2 separate regions of the Homo sapiens genome follow, and region 2 is linked to region 1. Evidence: read pairs that join two places in POLR2A ChIA-PET (ENCODE). Cell type or tissue: PC-3. All regions are shown on one strand. Links, peaks and the distances in the headings refer to the core of each region. The heading gives the core; the rest is flanking DNA. Region 1 overlaps CAMK2A (calcium/calmodulin dependent protein kinase II alpha). Region 2 has its middle 15 kb from the start of ARSI.

Region 1 (8,631 bases), core at 2,532-7,531:
CAGGGCATGGTTGCACTTATGAGGTGCACCCACTATGTGCCAGGCTTTGGCCAATGCTTTGTGTACATCACATCACCCCACCCTCATAACAACCCTCGGAGAACACTATCATCTCCATTTCACAGACCTTCAAACCACCTTGTGGCCCGCAGTTGCACAGCTTGAGGACCTGGACAGTCATTTAAATAAACATCTGTCTAAGCTGAAGCTTGGATTCTGCTCACTATGTATTTGGCTTTGAATGAATGAGAGGTGGTGGTGTCCTCATTTTACAGATGGGAAAACTGAGGCTCAGAACATCACACATCTAATAAGACGGCCATCTAACTCCACCAGAAAGACCAGCTGTTTGTGGTGTTTCAGTGGCAGATAGGGGAGGGCCAGGTCTCAGCAAATGGGATTCATTATGCCTAGAAAGTTCTGGACAGCTCTGTGCCTAATTCCTATCGGCACCCAAATAGAGCAAGAAGCTCATCTAGGCTCAAGGGATGCGTATACCCTAAGATTTTTCTTAGTGGTGCTGGTTTTGGCCATAAGAAAGCCCCTGGCTCATGGCTATCAGTGACAGTGCCACAGTTGATCCTGTTTTGATTTACATGGCAAAGCAAAGGTGGTAGGAATAAGTATTTGGGAGCCAAGACCTGGATTTACATCAGGCGTAGATTCAGAATGTCCACCATGTATTAGAGGCAAAGACCGCCAACAGAGACACTGGCTCTGGCCTTTGTAGTTGAGGAACTTTCACACCTTTTTTTTTTTTTTTTGCCTTTCTGGGCCTCAGTTTCTTCTGTGAAATGGGGGTGATGATGCCTAGCCCCCAGCAGCAATGCGAGGATAAATGAGATCATCTGCATGAGGTCTTCAGGTCCCAGCACAGAGTCTGGCACATGATAAGGACTCAAGAAATGGTAGTTGGTGCTTCATTACCATCACTATTATTATTATTATTATTATTATTATTATTATTATTATTTCTGTGTCCCCTTCTGCCTTACAGTGCGGAAACAGGAAATTATAAAAGTGACAGAGCAGCTGATTGAAGCCATAAGCAATGGAGATTTTGAGTCCTACACGTGAGTCAGCTGGGCTCATTCTGCATGTCCTGCCTGGATTGTTGTTCAGGGGGTACCAATGGCTAACTTTGGGGGTCCTTGTCTCCGATCCTCATCCACTCACTTTGCATGTGCTGTGAATCGGGCTGAACTCATATTTCTATTTTGCATCCGGACTTGATGCTTCTATTGAGCTTTCTGTTCGCGACACTGCTCTATATGTCAGTCCTCCTCCTCCTCCCATCCTTCCTCCTCCTCACATCTTGTTCCCTGGGAGGAACTCCAACAAAACTCCCTTGCTTCCCCAAGGAAAGAGGGGGTGGACAGTATCACAGCATGGGCCTCCTCAGGAGATGAGCTGGGAAGGTGGGAAGGGAGGCACGTTCCCTTCATTCCTGCCCAGTAGGCCTGAGTGCTCACCCTAGACTCCCTTGGACCTCTGACCTCAGATGGGCAGGAGCAAGCAGGATCCACAGGGCACGTCCCTTCAGTGAGCAGGCATGAGCAGAAGTAATTCTAAGCAGAATCTGAACTCCTCTGAGAAATAAGGCAGCTTGCACAAAAATAACATAAAATGAGACATCACATACACACCTGGACTTGCCTTTGGAGGGGCAGCTGTGTGTGCATGGGCTGAGCCAGAGCACCCTGTGCTGTTCACTCACACCTTTCCTGGCCTGGCCCAGAAACAGACTTCACTTGGGCCCTCAGCTGGCCCCCGGGAGAGCAAATATTTTGGGCTTAGTCCTCAATATTTTGGCCAGTGCTGACAAGGCCTGGGCCTAGAGACCAGACATAAGCTTTTTGGAGGACAAAGACTGCCAGCCAAGGCAGAGTTATTTTTGCCTGTTGGGTTAAATTGAGTTGGGCATAACCTGGCTGGGGTTTGCTCCTTGGGCAGCCTGTTCCTGATTTCCAATGTGCCCAGAGCTGAAGTTTGCCTCTCAAAGGCTTGGCAGACCAGGTGCATTCTTTTTTTTTTCCCTTTTTTTTTTTTTTTTTTTTTTTGAGACGGAGTCTCACTCTGTCACCCAGACTATAGTGCAGTGGCACGATCTTGGCTCACTGCAACCTCCGTCTCCCGGGTTCAAGTGATTCTCCTGCCTCAGCCTCCTGAGTAGCTGGGATTACAGGTGCACGCCACCACGCCCAGCTAATTTTTGTATTTTTAGTAGAGACGGGGTTTCACCATGTTGGTCAGGCTGGTCTCGAACTCCTGGCCTCATGATCCACCCACCTCAGCCTCCCAAAGTGCTGGGATTACAGGCGTCAGCTACCGAGCCCGCCCGGCCTGCCAGGTGCATTCTAATTGTGGGAGAGTTTTCAGGAGCAGCAGGTGGCAAAGCCCCCTAGAAGGTCACTGGCTCCCTCTGGAAGAACAAGGGGCTTAGAAGATGCATGTGTGGAACTGAGGGTGATGTGTACATATGTGTATGCATGCACTTGTACACATGTGTGCACGTTTAAAACTGTGCACAAGGAGGGTGCGCAGGTGCGTGTGCATGTATATACCTGAGTGTTGCATAAAAGCATGGAAATAGGCTGTTAAGCTGGTCTTGCAACCAGTTCTAGAAAGAATGGACTTGGAATGTATCATGCCAGTGGCTCTGGAAGGACACAGCCAGGGAGTGAAGGAAAGAGAGGTGGCCCCTGTGGTCCCCAAGCTCCTCAGTGGCACTTCTGGGGGTCCTGGGGAACCCCTCCCACCTATGTGATGTCACCTCCTCTGACATCTGCAGCCTGCTCTAGGTTCTGACCCCTTGTCATGACCTCTGGGGTCCAGGATGCCCTGTGTAATCTTGAACATGTTCCTTCATCTCTCTGAGCCTCAGTTTCCCCATATGTACAATGGAGTTGGGGCAGATGGCCTCCAAGTCCCTTCACTCTAGGAGGCAGGAACACCCAGGTGCCTCCAGGGTTGGGGCTTCTTCAGTGGGGGCGCTCAGTCTCCCACATGTCCAGACCCCCACTCTTGGGGGATTCTGGAGCTGGAAGGGTCCTGGGCATCCCGTTTGGTCTGAGCACAGTCCCCCAGCCCCAGGCTTAAGCCATCTGGAGAATTTGGGGTCATGAGTAGAGAAGCAAGTTGTCTGGGGTCACCCAAACAGAAAGGACAGAGCAGGGACAGTGCACCCTGTGAATGCTTTCTCCAGCTCAGACGGTGCTGGGCCTGACACCTTCTCCTGGGTGTCTCCAATTCTACCCTGGGTTGGGAGCTTTGCTTGTCCTGGGACATTTCCTGCCCCTGGCTTCATTGCTATTGTCACAGGGGTCCATGTTATACCACAAAAGATCCCACAGACCTGGAGATGGGAAAGACAGCTTGTTCCCTTCCCCTGCCTGGCTGTCAGGATCTCCGAGAAGACTAAGACCTGGAAGGGAATAACAGCTGAAAATACACAGCCTCCGTCATGCCCTGTGCTTCTCCTCCCAGATATTACCTCATCTAATGCTATTTTTCTCATCTTACAGAAGAGGAAACTGAGGCTCACAGCCAAGGCTGCTGTTAACAATAGGGCACCTTTGTTCAAATTAGAAAACTCGCCCCTTCCAGGTATATACCTGGCTTGATGAGCAGAAGTCACTTTTATGTGAAGGAAAAGGCAGTGTCCCCCATCCCGACCCCACAGGAAGACAAATTAGAAAAAGCCCCCTCTGGATCCACTGCCCTGAACCAGGGAGTACAATTTGGAGAGTAGAGAGCAAGCTGAATTTCCTCCCCACCAGCACCTTTAGTGCACTGCACAGCCCTGTACACTATTCATGGTGCTCTTGCTTAAAGGGATTAAGCCACTTGCTTGGGGTCTCACAGCCATTGGCAGAGCCAGGGCCTGAACCCAGGCTTCCCGGATCTAGATGGCACCAACCAGTCAGTGATATCCCATACTTTATAACTTGCAAGCCCCTGGCCCCTTCCCATCTACTAACTTCAATGATCCTGTGAGGTAGGTGCAATCATTCCTATTTCACAGGCTCACCCTCCAAGGGTCCAATGAGAAGCCGCCCCAGTCCCTCTTCCCTCTGGCTTCTTTCCCCCAGGAAGATGTGCGACCCTGGCATGACAGCCTTCGAACCTGAGGCCCTGGGGAACCTGGTTGAGGGCCTGGACTTCCATCGATTCTATTTTGAAAACCGTGAGCAATTCCTTCTCTCTGTGGTGCCTGTTGTCTGCTCTCGTTCCATGTCCTGCTGGATGGCACAGCAGGGTGACGGGCAGGGCCCCAGGGGCGGCTCAGGAGCCAGCGAAGAGGAAGCTCCCGTGTGGACTGGGGTTGGTACCCTCTTGGTTCCCTCTCCTAACCCTGGCCCATCAACTACCAGCTGCCCCTCCTGTGGTTGAAGATGGGGCAGGCGAGGTCCCAGAGACCAGGGACACACAGGACAAGCCCTCCCAGGCCTCTCCTGCCCATGACCCTGGGAGGGGCCTGGGGAGGGCCTTGATTCCCATATTATAGATAAGGGAGGCTTCCCACTGACACACACACCCGAGTTACAGTCATCTTGATGCCTGGGGCCATCCCAGCTGCCCAGCTGGTCACAAGCTGGCTGGTGGGTTGTTACGCAAGTGCCCTCTGTGGGTGGGCAGTTTGGGAAAGAGGAGGACAGAGAGCTCACACTGCTGTGCCCCTGCCTGTTTGTCTAGGTCTCTGTCCTGCATGTCTGTCCTTCCTGGGCCTCTCCTTTGCAGGAGAGACCTTGGCAGCTTTGCAACCAGGAGCTTCAGGGGGTTGAGGCTGGGGCTGACCCAGGGTGCTTTCTGCCTGTGTCTGTCTTTCCCTAGGCCGGGGGTCAGATAGGGATGAACCAAAACGCACACAGGTTAGAATCATGCAGCTTAGGACAGGGAGGAAGGACCTAAGAAGTGGTATATTCAGGGTCCCCCAAATCAAGGGCGTGTACCACTGAGGCTACACAGTGATTTAGGGTGTATGTGGGCACCACTTAAAACAGCATGGGTTTGCACAGTGAGAGAGCTCTTTCCTTCTTAATTCTCTCTCAATACTCTGGCTCCATCAGGGGGAAAGACTCTGCTGGGTGCTAGCCTGTTTTCAACACCTCTCTGCCACTTTGTAATTTCCCTCTTTATCAAAGAGAAAGCAAATCTCAGGCTCAGATCTCTTTCAGGCAGGAGCATGGTGCAAGGATTATGTAACTTTCTTTCATTTTCACAGGCCTTATTATTAGAACTTTATTCATGATACTGATTGTTCATCAATGACTATGTCAATAAGTTTTCTTTTAAAATAAATCTATAGCCGGGCGCGGTGGCTCACGCATGTAATCCCAGCACTTTGGGAGGCTGAGGCGGGCAGATCACTTGAGGTCAGGAGTTTGAGACCAGCCTGGCCAATGTGGTGAAACCCCATCTCTACTAAAAATACAAAAATTAGATGGCCATGGTGGTGGGTGCCTGTAATCCCAGCTGCTCGGGAGGCTGAGGCTGCAGTGAGCCAAGATCGCACCACTGCAATCCAGCCTGGGCGACAGAGCAAGATTCAATCTCCACAAAAAAAACACAAAAAACAAAAAACCTATAGAAATTAGTAAAGTCAATCAATTCAGGAAAATCCCCCCCCCCCCTTTTTTTTTTTTGACTGAGTCTCACTCTTGCCCAGGCTGGAGTGCAGTGGCACGATCTTGGCTCACTGCAACCTCCGCCTCCTGGGTTCAAGCAATTCTCCTGCCTCAGCCTCCTGAGTAGCTGGGATTACAGGTGCCCGCCAACACACCCGGCTAATTTTTATATTTTTAGTGGAGACGGGGTTTCACCATGTTGACCAGGCTGGTCTCAAGCTCCAGACCTCAGGTGATCTGCCTGCCTCGGCCTCCCAAAGTGCTGGGATTACAGGTGTTAGCCACCAAGCCCACCCCAGGAAATACTTTAATGAAGTACGTACAGTGGCACTTGTGAATGGCAAAAATAACAAAGAAGGTACTTCAGTGACTGAAGTAGGATCTAGTCCAGCTCTTCATCATACAGAGGGGAAACTGAGACTCAGAGAGAAGTGACTTGTCTAAAGGAACCCAGGAAGCCGGTGGCAGAACCTAGACCTGACTCACCCCAGTGCCCTTTCCCTTCCCTGTAGCACCTGCTGTATCTGCACATTAGCAAACCCCACTGGGACTGACACTCCTACCCTGGCTTGCACCCTCTCTGACTGAACTTTGTAGAGTACAGAGGCCAAGGACACCCTCCAAAAAGTTGTGAAGAAGAAAACAACATCTTCCTTTAATAAATCAAATGAATTCTCCAAGGCTAACAAGGAAGATTGAATTCTCGGCCGGGTGCGGTGGCTCACGCCTGTAATCCCAGGACTTTGGGAGGTTGAGGTTGGGAGGATCACCTGAGGTCAGGAGTTCAAGACCAGTCTGGCCAACATGGTGAAACGCCATCTTTACTAAAAATACAAAAATTAGCCAGGTATGGTGGTGCACACCTGTAATCTCAGCTACTTGGGAGGCTGAGGTACGAGAATCACTTGAACCTGGGAGGCACAAGTTTCAGTAAGCTGAGATCATGCCACTGCACTCCAGCCTGGGCAACAGAGCAAGACTCCATCTAAAAAAAATAATAATAATAATAATAACAATTGAATTCTCATGCAAGGAGAGGTAGCTGGACCCCATATGTCCCTATCACCCTGGAGCTCCCTCACTGATCATGGTAGCCACCATCTTACAGTCTGTCCTCTGGGGGCACTGGTCCCCCAGTGTGAACTTACAATCCCCACAAAGCAGGGACCAGGCTAAGGCCCAACTGTAAAGGCTCAGCGATGGCAAAATTGAAATAATCACAGAGAGGAAGCCATGCAGCCCTTGGCCTGCCTCTATGCAGCGGGCCCCATCTTAGTGCTGGCCCCCAGACTCCAGGCTTAAACATCTGCTCACCTCCAAGGCTGAACCCACAAGGGCAGACCCAGAGTAAGTGCTCATTCCCGGCCAAGTTCCACCCTCCAGGGCCCTATTTTTTCCTGTCGGGGACTTGGTTCTCTCCCACCCTATGCACAGGGGTAGATATTGGAAGCCACCTATCTTTTCAAAAGACACCATGTCAGGTGGCTTTTCTTTACAAATGCCTCCTAGGACTCCAGCCCTTGCTGACTGCAGCAAGGCCCAGTGCCCCCAGCAATGCTAAGCTCTGTTTGTCCCTTCTGGGATTGTTCTAGATTGTTCTAATGCAGTCTCACTTGGAAACTGACTTTTTTTTTTTTAATTTTATCTATCCATTGTCTCTCTCTCTCTCTCTCACTTTCTCTCTCTCTCTCTCTCTCTCTCTCTCTCTCCCTACCTACCAGGTTATGAGACTGGCTATTTTTTTGTATTTTTTGTAGAGACTGGGTTTCACCTTTTTGCCCAGGCTGGTCTCAAACTCCTGGGCTCACGCAGTCCACCTGCCTCAGTCTCCTAAACTGTTGGAATTACAGGAGTGAGTCACTGCTCCCGGCCAAAACTGACTTTTAGATTCCACTGCGTTTTTTTCAGGAATTAGCCCAGCTTGGGACGAGTCAGATTGCTTCTCTGGACCTGAGTTTGCATATCTGTGGAATGGATATGTTGGTCTTGTATGCCTCCAGCCCTGAATGCTGTCAGGGACGCTTATAGAGCCCTTCTCAGATTCTATAGTTCGGCTGCTGGGTGACCTCTGACCTCTGAGGTCACTCCCAAGTCTATGACGCTGAAACCCTACATTCTGTATGTCTGAGAGCCCAAATTCAAAGTCTGTTATTCTATGGTGCCTAAGACTTGGTGATTTTAAGTCCTTATTCAAAGCCTGGGTGTAGCGTGCTTCTGATATTAGGGGATGGGTGTTATTGGATATTTTCTGCAATCCTGAAAAAAAAAGACATTTTACATTTTTCAGGAAATAAGTGGCTCACAAACCTGGCTTGGCACCAGGATCAAGTGGTAGGGAAGGAGAAGGGAGATTTTTAATATTAGAGATTCTTGAACTGGGCTCTCTAAGGGTGGGGTTGGGGAAGCTGTGTTTTAAGTCAGCACCTCACATGATTCAGACCTATATTCGGGCTACACAAAGGGAAGGGCTCCTCTCAAGCCCAAGATACAGATCACCACTGTCCAACCCCTCCCTGGGTCATTGTCTTTCTATGCTTTCATTTCCTATCTTGAGGAAAACATCGAGTTTCTAGAATTAATATAATAATAGTCCTGGAGATGCCTCATGTTTCATCTGGTGGAAGCTGGTGTCAGGGACTTTGTCAGCCCCATCATGATTCCAAGAGCTATGCATCTCTCCCTAACGCTGGAAAGTCCCATGACCTCACCCCATGACCACCAATACCATCCTTATCATTTCAAGGTTCTAAGATTCTACAATTTTCATATTCCTCCACGTTTCCACAATTCTGTATATCTACAGTAGAAGTAGATATACAGTAGAAGTAGATATACTTCAGACAGGCCCACGGGCCGTGTCTGAACTGTAGATATGTTTCACTTGGCTTGCATGATGTTTTAAATTTGAATTAGATGCCAATACTAAAAAATGAAGAGTTTTCATATAAAAATTCAGATTTCCAGATTCTCTTGAAAAACGAGGCACGTCAACACTGGTCTCACT
Region 2 (8,631 bases), core at 2,372-7,371, 90 kb before region 1:
TACCGTTATGTTCCAATTGCTTACAGTATTCAGTACAGGAACATGCTGGACAGGTTTGTAGCCTAGGAGCAATGGGCCCTCTCATATAGCCTATGTGTGTAATGGGCTATCCCATTTAGGTTTGTGTAAGTGCACTCTGTGATGTTCACACATGATGAAATTGCCTAACAACATATTTCTCAGAACATACCCCAGCAGTTAACTCACACATAACAATATTTGGAAATAGAGGCTTACAGATTAACTCAAATTAAGATGAGTTGTACTGGATTTGTGGGGAAGTCTAATCCAATGTGATTGGTGTCCTTATAAGAAGTGAGGAGACACACACATGGAATTCCATGTGAAAACACAGACACACAGGGACAATGCCACGTGAAAACAGAGGCAGAGATTGGAGCGATGTGTCTACAAGCCAAGGATTGATGGCCACAACCAGGAAGGAAGAAATTACAGATATCAACAGACATGGTTCCTGCCATGGAAGAGGCAAGAACAAATTCTGCCTAGAGTTTCAGAGGAGCATGGACCTACTGACATCTTGATTTTGGACTTCTAGCCTCTAGGACTGAGAGAATACATTTCTGTTGTTTAAGCCACCCACTTTGTGGTTCTTTGTTATGGCAGCCACAGGCAGCAAATCTACCTGTATTCGGTCTTTCCACCTGAAAGTGAGGGAGAGGGCCCCAGGCTTTTGATGCACTGACTTGATAAGACCAGCTCCTCCCAAGAGGCAAGGCCAACACTCAGAGCCTTCTTGTCCCTGCATGAACCTCAGTGATGCCCAAGGTAGCTCTCCCTACCCTGGACTATTCTGTTCAATGTAACCCCCATTCCTTGGTCCTCCTGTATGCCAGGCCACTGTGGAGGGAGGTGGGGATATCCAGATAATGAAGATGTGACTCTGCCCAAGGAGCTTACAACCTAGGGAGTTTGAAAGCACCAGGCAATTTGCCATAAGAGTGGGCAGAGAGTGCTTCCATTTGGGGGACCTCAGAAGGCTTCATGGAAATGGTGAAATGTGAGCTAGTCCTCAAAAGGTAGGCAGGATTTCAACAGGCAGGGTTGCTAATGATAGCTTAATGCTGATAAATATCTTACTATGTGTGAGACATTGTTCTACATGGTTTCCATATGTTAACACACTAAATCCTCACAACAGCTCTGTGAATAACAGAGTCACGACTATCCCATTTTACAGATTAGGAAACCAAGGCCCAGGGAGGTTAACTGAGGAGCCCAGATCACACAGCTGGCAAGTAGCAGAGTCCACGTCGAAACGCAGGCAGCCTATCTCTTTACCATGTCTCCAACTGGGGCAGAGATGGAGGTATATATCATTCCTGGCAGAGAGAAAAATGTAAGCAACGCTCTGACATGGGGAGAGTCAAGGGCACTTTGGGGAAATGGGTAGTTTTCCAAGGTAGTGGACTTGGGGAAGGAGGCAACAGTAAAGGTAAGAGCATTCCACAAGGAACATTAAGGCTTTGCTCCAGTCTTGGCTTGGTCAATGTCTGGCACAACACAGCAATTAAGACTGTGGGCTTTAAAGAGAGGGGCTGCATCTTTAATGTGATTTTAGATGATATGCTGTATGAGTCAGAATAGCTTAGGTTACGCTGCAGTAAATAAACAACCTGAAAGACTTAATGAATTATAACACCAAGCTTATTTCTTGCTTGTGTTACATAATCACTGTGGCTTAGCTGGGGGCTGTCTCTCCTCTTCACTGACCTCACTCTGGGAACCAGGCTCTGGACAAGAGAGGGCTGGCTGGCCTCACACCAGGAATTAAAATGTTCTAGCCCAGAAGTAATGTGCCATTTAGAAAGGGCCAGAACTGGTCACATGGCCCCACCCAATCACAAAGGAATCAGGAGGTGTCAACCCTCCATGTGCCTGGGAGGCAGAAAGCCAGAAATGTTTGCTGAACAGCACTAATGATGACTACATAGCTAAACCATATTAAATAACAGTGAAGCACGCAGTGAAAAACTGATTCCCTTTTCAATCTCATTTTAGCTTGCAGATTATTTCAAGAGAAATCCTGACTCAGTTCAGTGCTTGTGTATCATCAATACCTTTCTAACATTTGTTAATCTCTCTTGTTCATCAGTTGAATAAAGGTTTCAGATTTAGCTCTTTGAACAGCAACAGTATCCAGCTGGAATTTACTAACATTATTTCCTTTTTTTTTTTTGCTTTTATTTTTACTTTTGCCTAATATGTGTTTCCATTAATAGTAGTATTATAATAAGTTCCCTTTGAGAAAAAATTAATATAAGGAAATCAAACACAATGAAAACCAGAGCGAGCTCTAGAGTCAGAAGGCCGGGGTTCAAATCTTGAGTCCTCTACTTAGTAGTTGCTTGATCTTGGGCTTGTCATTAAACCTCTGAAGCCTCAATTTCTCCATCTGTAAAATGGCAGTAACACGAGTACCCACACCAAAGGTTTGTTAGATGTTACTCAAGCTCTGACCACACCGCCTGACCCATAGTAAGTTCTTGATGTTAGCAATTGTTATTATCTAGCTGGGTGGCCCCGTCCGTCTCTGGCTTCAGAGGATGATCTGTGGCAGGCTGTCTTCCCTGCTTAGGATAGTCAAGGTAGATACAGGTCCTTGAATGCCAGAGTGACTGAACTTTGCAGGCAGGGAGAGGACCCCAGCAAGCCTGGGCAGCCCCCTCCCCTGCCAGGCCCGGTCCCTTCCTGCAGGTGTTGTGCTGAGCCTCTGGCTGACAGCTGTGTTTTCTCTGCTCAGCAAAGGCTTTAACCATAAACAGGAGAAATCGGGTGACCCCTAGTCCCCGGAAAGCCTCACCTCAGGGGCCTGGGTGAGAAAGGGCTCCTTCTGTCTGAGGTAGGGGTGGGCTCTGCATTCCTCAGTTTCAACCATTTGGTCAGATTTCCTCCTGGAATGCAGCTGGAGGGCCCGGCCCCCCGCCAGAAATAGCACAGTGCAGGGTGGCTTTGCTGTGGTCTCCCTGCCTACTTTGGGGAGGGGCTCACTTTCAAGGTCCCTGCTGGTGCTGAGAGGGCTGATGTTCACAGCTGTCTGGATGGGACATGGATGCCCCTCAGAAAGATGGTTAAGCTCTTCTCAGCTTAGTTCTCATTCAGGTATTCGAGAGTCTTACTCTGAACTCCAGCCTACGGAGGCATGGACTTGCATTTAGCAAGAAATGAACATGTTTTAACATGGCCCACAAGGTCTGGCCACTCCCTGCCCACATCTCACCCTGCACTGCTCCCTTCTCCCTGCAGTCCCACTGCCTCCTTGCTGTGTCATCCACAGCAAAGCCTTCTCCTGACACTGGTGCCTGCCTTGACCTCGCCGTGCTTGAGACACTCCTCCTGCCTCTTCACAAGCCCAGGCTCCCCTCATGGCTCAGCCCTCCTGGCTCAGGAAATGCCACCTCTTCAGAGAGGTTGCCCCTGGCCACTCCATCCAAAGTGGCCTCTTCCCATCACTCTCCACTGTATCTGTCATTTTCTTGTTTATTGTCCATTTGTCTATTTATTGTCTCATTTTCCCCCACTAGAATATAAGTTCCATGATGGAAGGAACCATGTCTATTGATATCTGTATTTTCTTTGCTCAACGAAGGGGTTAACCGTGAACATCAGTGATACGGTTAGGCTTTGTGTCCCCACCCAAGTCTCCTCTTGAACTGTAATCCCCATAATCCCCACGTGTCAAGGGAGAGTCCAGGTGGAGGTAACTGGATTATGGTGGGTGGGTCGCGATAGAGTTCTCATGGGATCTGATGGTTTTATAAGGGGCTCTTCCTTTTTTGCTTGGCACTTCTACCTGCTGCTTTGTAAACAAGGTGCTTTGTTTCCCCTTCATCTTCTGCCATTATTGTAAGTTTCTTGAGGCCTTCCCCAGCCATGCTGAACTGATGAGTCAATTAAGCCTCTTTCCTCTGTAAATTACCCAGTCTCAGGCAGTTCTTTATAGCAGTATGAAAACAGAATAATACAATTAGCAATTGGGTGACCGTCAGTCCTCAGAAAGCCTGTTCTGAACTCTGTCCCCCAACTCCTATAGGTACTCAATATATAAATACTCATCACATGAATGAATGAGTGAATAAATGAAAGGAGAATGTTAGAAGAGACCCTGGATAATGTCTACTATAATATTATCTAAATAATAACTACCAATTTCTAAGAGCTTTATCAGTGTCCTATACTGTGCTAAGTGCATTACATACATGATCTCATTTAGTTTTGCAGTAGCAGGCACTGGTTTTCCCAGTTTCCCTTTTTCAGAGGCCCAGAGAGGTTAAGTGACTTGCCAAGGTCACACTGTAAGAAGCAGACTTAGGACTCCAACCCCAAACTAGGTTTGCCTTGTGGCAAAACCCATGCTCTTAACCCTCACCCCAACAGCCACCCGGAGATGGGGTTGACTTGTACTCAAAGGGGTAAGGGAGGTTATCAGGGAAACTTCTCACTGCCTCCTACCATCCCTTCCCAGCCCAGACAGTTGCTGGTACTTTCTGCCCAGTACTACTTCACAGAGTCAGTGTCCAGCTTCCGAACAGCATGGAGGCAGCTCTGAGTCATCCGAATCCCAGTGGCCCCCACAGGTCAGCTCTCAGGCCATGACCCAAGGCCACTCATCCGCTGACTCTTTTACTCCTAGCCTAGCTGGAGGATGTGCCAGGCTCACCAAGGTACAGGGGAAGGGCCCTGAGGTTGAGCTGCGCTGCTCTCAGCCACAAAGAATGCCGCTGACTCACAGCAGTGAGGCAGGCAGACGGTGACTCAGGGGTCACACAGGCACAGCCCCCAGGGAGGAGAAGAGAGGGTCTTGTGGTAGGATGCGGACCAGGCCCCAGTTCATGGCCTGACATGCAGTGAGGGCTCTCTCCATGCCAGCGATTATCATCTTGCTTAATGACTCAGACTGCCTTCCCCTCAGTGGGCCTTGACCTCCCTGCCTGTGCATGGAGCAGATGCAGAGGATGTCCTGTGATGGGATGTCATCTGTGATTAAGGTAATCAAAGCGGGTGAGAACCAGGTGATGCAAAGCTGCGAATACCAATGTGAAGAATCGAGACTGGATTTTCTGGAGGCCAAAGCCCAGACCTGAGAGTTGGGAGTCCTGGGTTCGAGCCCTGCCCTTTACAAGGACTCACTGTATGACCTTGGTAAACATTACCTTGCCTCTCTGAGCCCTGATTCTTGCATCTGTCAAAAGCAAGCTTCTAATGGACAGAGTGTCCTGTCACCAACTTGACTTTGTCTATACTCTGCCCTCTGCTGAGAACGCTCTGGCCACCGTCTCAGCCTCCTGATTCTTCAAGGGTCTGTTTTCAAATGCCACTTCCTCAAAAGAGTCTTGCAGAATCTCCTGTTCAAAATTAATCTCTCACAGATATTAAAATGATGGCATAAATCTACATTTAATGACATAAAAAATGTCCGAAATATATTAAATGAGAAAAAAGCAGGAGACAGAATAAAATGCATTTTAATCTATATATATGTCTATGAATGGAAATGCATAGGAAAAAAAAGGCCTAGAAGAATATATATAAATGTTAACTATGACAATCTCTGAGTCATGGAAATTATGTCGGTCTTTATTTTTCTTAATATTTTTTGAGTGTTTCTAAAATGCATGCAACAAGCATGTTCCTTTTATAAACAAGAGACAATAGAGCTTCTTCCCAATTAAAAACATCATCTCCACTTTTCCTAAACTAAGCCCTGAGTGTTGGTTATGGCTGCGGCCCTAAATTGTTGTGTGTGCTTATATAAGATGCTTCATCTCTCTAGGCCTCATTTTTCTCACCTATAAAATGAAGAAGTCGGCTGGGCATGGTGTGGCTCATGCCTGTAATCTTGGCACTTTTTGGGAGGCTGAGGCTGGTGGATCATCTGAGGTCAGGAGTTCAAGAGTGGCCTGGCCAACGTGGCAAAACCTTGTTTCTACTAAAAATATAAAAATTAGCTGGGTGTGGTGGCGGGCGCCTGTAATCCCAGCTACTTGGGAGGCTGAGGCAGGAGAATCGCTTGAACCTGAGAGATGGAGGTTTCAGTGAGCCGAGATCGTGCCACTGCACTCCAGTCTCAAAAAAAAAAAAAAAAAAAAAAAGTCATACTCTGCAGTCTCTAAATTAATGTTCTTCAATATAACTTTCTGTAATGGTAGAAAATGTCTACGTCTTTGCTACCCAGTTTGGTACCACTAGCTTTTGAAAGGTGGCTATTGTTATTTAGGAATTGAATTAATTTAAATCTAACTAGCCACAGGCAGCTAGTGGCCACCATGTTGATGGAGTAGTTCTAAATTTTCTCCTATCTCCAATGTTTGATTGTGTCACATCTTGTTTATTAAACTATAGTTTAATAAATAACTACTCTTTTCCAAAAGAGTACTCTGTCTTCCACCCTGCAAGAATGTGACTACCCTCAACTGTAGCCACCTGACTCCAGTGGGAGCTGCCCTTTCTTTTGTAAGTGCCACCCTACACCCTGTTGATTGATCATCATTTCAAAAGGAAACCCTCTCCATTCTCCCTTTCCCGTAGACCCTGGCAACCACCAGTCCAGGTTCTGTCTCTATGAATTTACCTATTCCAGATATTTCACACAAATGGAATTGCACAATACACGAACTTTTGCATGTGGCTTCTTTTACTTAGCGTAATGTTTCTGAAGTTCATCTGGGTTGTAGTATATATCAGGACTTCATTTCTTTTTTATGGCTGAATAATATTCCATTGTGTGTATTTACTACAATTTATTCATTTATCCATTGAAAGGACATTTGGGCTGTTTCCACCTTTTGGCTATTGTAAATAATGCTATGAGGAACGTATATTTGAATCCCTGTTTTCAACTTTTTTGGGTATATACCTAGGAGTGGAATTGCTGGGTCATATGGCAATTCTGTGTCTAACTTTGTGAAGTACCGTCAAACTATTTTCCACAGGGGCATTTTACTTTCCCACCAGCCATGTCTAAATTCTCTGATACATTTTAACTTGGACCTAGAGAGTGGCTCTTAGTTCCTTCCTGGTCATGGTGAGGGCTACTTGTCTGGAAGGATGACAATGACGCCCAAAGAAATGTAAAGGTGAAAGGTGGAAAGAGTTCAAGTCATCTCCGAAGCTTGATTCCATCCTGTCTCCTTCCTTGTGGTTACGCGAGTCAGGAAATTCCTCCTTCTTCCCTAAGCTGGCAAGTTGGGTTTCTGTCACCCAAAGAGTTCGGACTGATGCCCGCTCGGTGCTGGGTTCAGAGTCTTGTATTTGAGGGTGCTCTAGGTAGAACCATCTACAATGTCAGCCACCAAATGCCAGCCTGGACCCTGCAACTGAATCACTTTTTGATTCCCTCTGTTCTTCCCCAGGTCCTGAGCCAAGAGCTTCAGACAGAACCCTAAGGAAAACTTGACCCCCGGCAGGTCACCTGAATATGATAGCAAGCCAGAGAGGCTGGTGGCAAAGGCAGGCAGGAGGTGGGTTGGAGGAGGAGAAGAGGGCTGGGGTTCCCCTGAGGACACTGTGGAGCAGGGAAGGGAGCCTGGAGGCCTGGCTGGGGGGAGGAGGAGGAGGAGGAGGATGAGGAGGAGGAGGAGGAGGAAAAGGTGGAAAGAAAAACCCAGTGGAATCGCCGATGTTTAGATGGCCTTTCCCAGGATAATTGAGACAGCTCGTCTGTCCGTGGCCAAACATGAAGGCAACATTTTTTCAGGTTCTGAGAGGAAATAACTCCAATTTCATTTTCTGGCTGGAGGAAAGGAATGAAAAATGATGAAGAAGGGCAGTTTTGGAGACAGAGTCCAGGCCACTCTGACCCCTTAATTCTCTAGAACCTCAAACCTGACATCTGGGCCCATGGGAGCAGAGCCCAGCCAGTTGTTTCTCTAAATAGGACCCAGAGAGCACACTCAGGCACCAGGGAAGTCCTAGATGCAGACAACAGAAAAAAGGCCCAGACTCAGGAGCAGTGTAGTGTTGGGAGGATGAGCACCGGCCACAGGTGTCACCACAGTCTTGACAGGAAAATGGTTTTGTAATCATTTTCTAAACATAGAATGGAAAGATAATCCACTCTTCCCCCTTGCATGGTTAATTGAATTTTTCTCTTTAATTTTTGATGGTTGGAATGCATAAAACATGAGATGTAGTCACTGTGTGTAATGCTGCTGCTGGTTGGTGGGCCACAGACATGGGTTTTCTGGTAAATTCTCCTTCACGTGCTATTGGCTTGCTAGGGCTGCCATAACAAAATACCATAAACTTAGCAAGCGATCTAATTTCTCAGTCCTGGAGGCTAAAAGTTGGAGATCAAGGTGTTGGCAGGGTTGATTCCTTCTAAGGCCATGAGGGAATCTGTTCCGGGCCTCTCCCCCAGCCTCTGGTGGTTTGTTGGCAATCTCTGGTGCTCCCTGGCTTGGAGATGTGTCACGCTAATCTCGCCTTCATCAAAGCTTGGTGTTCTTCTTTTGCACGTCTGCCTGTGTCCAAATTTCCCCTTTTTATAAGAATACCAGTCATATTGGATTAAGGGCCTACCCTAATGACCTCATTTTAACTTGATTATCTCTGTAAAAATCCTATTTCCAGATCAGGTCTACATTCTGACACATTCTGAGGTAGGTGGGG

Evidence for each region. ChIA-PET counts read pairs that join two places held together with the same protein. Peaks named below come from ENCODE experiments on the same cell type or tissue, not always from the same donor. Only the 100,000 strongest peaks of a DNase experiment are listed, where the experiment ranks them.
Region 2: POLR2A ChIA-PET joins it to region 1 with 5 read pairs; 5 of 35 experiments call an interaction of 5 or more read pairs at or near these places.

What each region holds. Positions count from the first base shown.
Region 1 is chr5:150,223,747-150,232,377 of GRCh38, reverse strand. It overlaps CAMK2A (calcium/calmodulin dependent protein kinase II alpha), which reads left to right. Exons shown (of 19, transcript NM_015981.4): 16 at 998-1,073; 17 at 4,092-4,186. Among named protein-coding and RNA genes, the nearest start is that of SLC6A7, 38 kb to the right of the region's middle. RefSeq lists enhancers at 3,841-4,402, 4,403-4,964. In PC-3, for the core only: no CTCF peak of the experiment used is centred there; no DNase peak of the experiment used is centred there.
Region 2 is chr5:150,313,466-150,322,096 of GRCh38, reverse strand. No RefSeq gene overlaps it. Among named protein-coding and RNA genes, the nearest start is that of ARSI, 15 kb to the right of the region's middle. RefSeq lists enhancers at 4,557-4,851, 3,993-5,192. In PC-3, for the core only: no CTCF peak of the experiment used is centred there; a DNase peak (open chromatin) is centred at 4,706; H3K27ac peaks cover 1,669 bases.